Linked DNA regions of Homo sapiens: region 2 is linked to region 1. A link is a loop called in an ENCODE intact Hi-C map of the cell type or tissue named here. Cell type or tissue: PC-9. All regions are shown on one strand. Links, peaks and the distances in the headings refer to the core of each region. The heading gives the core; the rest is flanking DNA.

Region 1 (2,924 bases), core at 240-2,739:
CAGATTTTGAGTAACCAAATTTTCATCTTTGCAATATATGTTTCTTTTCTTTTCTTTTCTTTTCTTTTTTTTTGAGACACAGTTTCACTCTGTTGCCCAAGTTGGAGTGCAGTGGCGTGATCTCGGGTCACTGCAACCTCCGTCCCCTGTGTTTAAGTGATTCTCGTCACTCAGCCTCCCAAGTAAGTAGCTGGGATTACAGGTGCCCTCCACCACTCCCAGCTAATTTTGGTATTTTTAGTAGAGACGGGGTTTTGCCATGTTGGCCAGGCTGGTCTCAAACTCCTGACCTCAAGTGATCTGCCTGCCTCGGCCTCCCAAATTGCTGGGATTACAGGTGGAGCCACTGTGCCCGCCCTGCAATATTTGTTTCTTAGGGAATAAACTCTTAACTAAATAACTGTTAAAAGCAGATAATGAGTATGTTAAAAATAATAATTGAAATGAGATTCTTTTCATTGAAAGAAAATACTTTTATGTTCTAATTTTTTACCAGACTTTAAACACTTTTTCTTGATAAATAGAATCAATTTCTAATTATAAGCCTGAGGCTGGTGTGGTGGCTCACACCTGTAATCCAGTACTTTGGAAGACCAAGGTGGGAGGATCGCTTGAGACCAGAAGTCCTAGACCAGCCTGGGCAACACGGTGAGACCTATCTCTACAAAAAGTAAAATGAAATTAAAAATTAGCTGGACATGGTTGTGCATGCCTGTAATCCTTAGCTACTTGGGAGGCTGAGATGGGAGGATCACTTGAGCCCAGGAGTTCAACGTTATAGCAAGACTCTGGCTCAAAAAAAGAAAGAGAGCAAGAGAGATGCATGCATGCTTATTATAAGATATTCAGAAAATATAGTTCAAAAGAATATATAAAAATAATACAAATATCACCCATAATCCTTATAGCCAGAGTTAAAAATTGTTAACCTTCTGGTGTGATACTACCCAAACTTTTGAAAATACATATATAAATGCATATATATGCATTTTAAAAAAATTACATAGAATTGTGTATGTTGCTTTTGAAAATTATTTAATTATATAAGTGATGAATACAGTCCCACTATAAACTGCTTCCTAGCTGGTCCTTCCTACCCTATGCCCCTCCTCCTGAGTGACCCATTTCCAGTTTGCTGAACGCTCTCTGACTTTTCTGTGAATCACAGTATGAAAGAATATGGCATGTCCAGCTTCCTATTAAACCTTCCAGTAGAGGGAACTGTTTGACTATCTTCTCTTTTGATGCATAAGTTCTATTTCTTTTTTCTTTATGAAAGTCTAAGCATTTTGTATGTTATTTCCACAATGCAGAACGGTATATCAGATTATAAAGTTAACTCTACTGAGTAGTTTCTAACCTAAATAAGATTTTTACATCTTATATTCCCTCTTCCACCTTTTCATTGGTTTTTGTTTTCTTTGACCTTGAGATGACATGGTTTTTAAAGGATATTGTATATTCGTAGGGAAAAAAATCATTACTGCTGGCAGAAATATAATTGTCTCTTTCCTTTGAGAAAAGGTAAATCAGGTAAAAGGAAATAAGAGGTGAGGACGAAGCTTAATTTATCTGGCAGCAATTCAATTTAAAATTCTAAACAGATTAAAACTATACTGAAACAAACAAAATGACCCTTTTTTTCTGACACGGAGTTTTGCTTTTGTTGCCCAGGCTGGAGTGCAAAGGCACGATCTTGGCTCACTGCAACCTCCACCTCCCAGGTTCAAGCGATTCTCCTGCCTCAGCCTCCTGAGTAGCTGGGATTACAGACACCCGCCACCAGGCCCGGCTAATTTTTGTATTTTTAGTAGAGATGGGGTTTCACCATGTTGGCCAGGCTGGTCTCGAACTCCTGACCTCAGGTGATCCACCCACCTTGGTTCCCCTCAAAGTGCCGTGATTACAGGCGTGAGCCACCGCACCCAGCCGACAATTTTTTTAAAGTTTCTTTGAATGGAGATGCTTTGTATTTAGATGCTCTGAAAATATTTGTTTTTCCAAGATAATAAATTCTGTGAATATAAGTATTTTCAATAATATTTTCTGTAAATTTTATATATGTATATATACTCTTTTTTAAAAAAAATTCCATAGCAGTTCTTAATTAAGAGAGCTCAGCAAAACCCGCCGGCATCTTCGGTCCATTGTGATGATGCAGTGGTGGTTTTGTTCTCACAGCTGTTAGCAATTTGCATATTAACTAAAATACCCTGAAATGGTGTAGTTAGGCAATGAAATATCCTAGTTATGAGAGTTTTCCAAATAACTGATACTCATTTAAATGCCAACACTTTTCATTTTTAACCACTGGAAGGAAATCTCTCTCAAGAGATTCAGCTTCTAAAGCAGGGGATATTGAAACCTATGTTTTGTTATTATTGACTGTGTTGTATTTTAATCCCTATGGGATTGTCTGTGTGCTCTTTGATCAGTTTTTCTCTCCCTAGCTGGCGAAGTGTGTTTGCACAGTGCCTGTATGTATCACTTGCTTAATGAATATGTGATGAATAAATGAATGACGATGACGAGACTGCTGCTCTCCAACTGTCATTTTGCATGTAGCAGCAGGTCCTGCTACTTGGCCATTCAAGCCCCGTATTCTCCCAGCTCCCCTCCCCTCCTGAGTCCCCCACCTCTTAGTTTGTCACATATAATCTGCTATGTGGAAAACCAAAATAGCCAAGTGTATTTATTAAAATTGTATTAAGAGTTAATGAAGAGTGGAGCTCAAAATGGGGACCTAAGAAACTTGGCCTTAGGAGCCTCTGTCAGCCATGACTGTTTCTAAAATAGATCATCCTTCTGAAGCAGACAGTCCAAGACTGGGCATTGCTTTTTGAAATGTGTGTGTAACTTATCTACAAGGATATCGTAAGCAAGGCATTAGGCTGGCTGTGATGGCTCACACCTGTAATCCCAGC
Region 2 (2,924 bases), core at 257-2,756, 93 kb after region 1:
AATATCAAAAATAACTTGCCTTTTATCTTAAATACTCAAAGCTTCAAAACCTTATAATGTCCATAATTCATTACATCGTCAGAAAAAAACTGAAATACCATTTCATTTCCAAAAGAAGTCAAGATATACTTTTACCTATGATTTAAAGCAGAACAAGCACAAACACATCATTTTCAGACATTTGCGTGGTATCGTATTACTTGCCTGTGTTAAGATGTAACTCCTTTGTGCCTCTTCTATGTCAACTAAACTGGCATTAATATAATCATTCTCAGCATTTTGCAGTTTAACACGACTGTGATCATCTGAAAATAGAGAATGATAAACCACAACTGTCATTTCAAAATTACTGTTTTTATCTTCATATTAATATTCTAGGTATTTATAAAAAGACAGAAGAAATAAGAAAAATGAATTAGCATCATAATAGAGTTGAGACAAATCCTAAACTATTCTCTACTTTTTTTGTAAGGAGTATAAAATGCAATCTTGTTTATTACTATAGTGCTGGAAAGGAAGCACTTCTGTTTGTAGCACATTAGCCATTGTGACTTGAAAAATCGACCAGGAGTAAACATAGTTAAATGAATAAAGTACTTACCTTCCTAAAAGTAAAAGGATCATTCAGATTCTTGGTACCTAAGAATTGATTGGTCTACCTACAAAACGATAACTGGTCTCAAATAGATGAGACTAGATTTCCGAGGTTACTATATTTCAACCTCTTCATTTCTCAACAGATAAGAATTCCACTATATTTAAATAAATTTTAGCACTGAACTGTGTTTAGGTTAAATGCTGAAAATATTTAAAGACAGTTGGAATATTCCAACTGTATTCTTTAAAAGACCACTGAAGATACTTCACTACTTAGACTCTGTTAACAGTTTAGAGATATTTCTAGTTTTTAAAAGTAAAAATCTCATAGATTGAGAATTTATGCTAATTTAAATATGTGAAATACAAAATGTGACCTTATACATTTAGATGGGAAAGCAAGAGAAGCATGACACCAGGAGAAAAAGCCCATGAATTAACTCAGAATCCTCAACACACAACTGCCGGATGCATATCACTGAATTATAAAACTAAAAACATGGTGTTTGATGTTTAACTCTAGAGAATGCATACTATTACAAGTTGTCCCTCTCAAAGAAATCCATACTAAATAGCCAGTCTCTCCTTACTTTTAAATGAAAAAACTGTTTATATTATCTCCATATGAAAGAAAATGTAAAATGGCTTTAGTTTCACACATCAATTTATCTGAGATGTTTCTGCTGGACTGAACCCAAGACCTCTGTAAATATTACATGTCATTTGCCAACAGGAAAAACTAAGATCTTGTTATAGTAAATCACATATACTAGTGTTCTCAGAAAGATGATGTCAACAAGCACTTTTTTTTAAAAATCACTTTTTTAAAAAACAGTTTAATCACCCTTTAACTGTTATATTATGTAAAATAGTAAAAAGGTCAGCAACTTAATTAAAATAAAGACCACATATCTCCTAGACAACATACCAAAAAAAGAAAGCCTGGTTTTAGAAAACTACATGATTTTAAAATTAAAGTTCCACTAAAATATCACACCAAAGGAATGTATTTCCTCATGTTGTAATCACAGAAAGAACACTAACCAAAGGCTACTCATATCTATTGCACAACTGAAAACAGCCATTTAGCTAACATGCGGTAGGAATCCATAAAACCCGGGAAGGTCCACCTCACAGGGTGCTGGGAATCTGGTTACCCCACATGGCACCACCCCACACCCTTGCCCAGCTATGCAGGAAGTAAACCTAGAGAAAGACCTTCAGCCAGAGTATTTGATACCTCACCCTCAGGACTCTGAACTAAAATTCACTGCTATTTTCCTTCTATCTGTAAAATATGCACGAGGTGTTACCTCAATGCTCTATAAGCACAGTAACCACACACCAGAAAAGCCCAGATCCAGTCCTGGGAGGCAGTAGGGAGGAGGGCACTACCTGCAGGGCACTGGGTCTGCAGGGCTCAGCCCCTGGCAGTGGCCTCGCTTCCTGTTTAACATTAATATACAGAGTCAACAAAAGCAAAGGAACGGTGAATTTTCTCAGGAAAATTTTTTTTTATTTTGTTATCAGATAATACTAAAAAAGAAAGGTAATCCTTGGGAAAACTCTATAGCTATTTAGAACTGACTACAAATGTTATTTGAGCCTGTATTTTCTTCTCAAGGCTGATTAAAAACAAAACTGAAATACCTACATCACTAGATATTATTTTAATTCTTCTGTTCTTTTAAGAAAAACACATACAAAGGAAAAATGAAAAACAATTTAAAAAGGAAGAAATATTAAAGCAAAAAGGAGAAATAAAACTTTAAAATAAATTTAAAATACATTAAAATTATAAAAACAAAAATTGAAAAAGATTAATATAAAATAAAAAGTATATATAACTTTTTGATTTCGAAGAGGCAGTAGAGAAAAAAATAAAACACATCACCTTAAAATAACTATTGCAAAAGATTGTGAATATACACATTTCAGGAAGTGAAACTATCAAAGCCTCTTTATGAGAAACTGTGACTTTATAATTTATACTCTTTAGTGATGATAACAAAGAAGGGCACTACCTCTTCTCCAATTAAGGATCACAACACACGGTTTCGAGTTTGTGAGAGCATATACACAGGTTCCCTTAACAACCTGAGTCACAGGTCTCTTTTCCCTGCCCAGATACTATCAGTCAGCCCCAAATCTGTAAACTAATCATTAAAAAACAAACTTTTGACTTCTGAATGAGAACACACAGAAAGGTACATCCTTTCTCCTCTTCCATAGGAACCTCTGACATGAGATTATCATAACAGCAGCATCCCATAACCTTTGGGCTGTATAAGTAAGCCCCAAAGCCCACTATACTTTACCATCCTTGT

The links. A loop is a pair of places that touch in the nucleus more often than their neighbours do. Peaks named below come from ENCODE experiments on the same cell type or tissue, not always from the same donor. Only the 100,000 strongest peaks of a DNase experiment are listed, where the experiment ranks them.
Region 2: it touches region 1 in a loop (3-fold over the local background); 4 of 110 quality-filtered maps call a loop at or near these places.

What each region holds. Positions count from the first base shown.
Region 1 is chr18:12,743,114-12,746,037 of GRCh38, forward strand. The region is part of intron 1 of LINC01882 (long intergenic non-protein coding RNA 1882); the gene reads right to left. Among named protein-coding and RNA genes, the nearest start is that of LINC01882, 4.8 kb to the right of the region's middle. In PC-9, for the core only: CTCF peaks have their summits at 1,231 (motif pointing right) and 1,434; a DNase peak (open chromatin) is centred at 1,188; H3K27ac peaks cover 48 bases.
Region 2 is chr18:12,836,587-12,839,510 of GRCh38, forward strand. It overlaps PTPN2 (protein tyrosine phosphatase non-receptor type 2), which reads right to left. Exons shown (of 9, transcript NM_002828.4): 3 at 205-305. Among named protein-coding and RNA genes, the nearest start is that of PTPN2, 46 kb to the right of the region's middle. In PC-9, for the core only: no CTCF peak of the experiment used is centred there; DNase peaks (open chromatin) are centred at 1,325, 1,745 and 2,625; H3K4me3 peaks cover 1,875 bases; H3K27ac peaks cover 2,500 bases.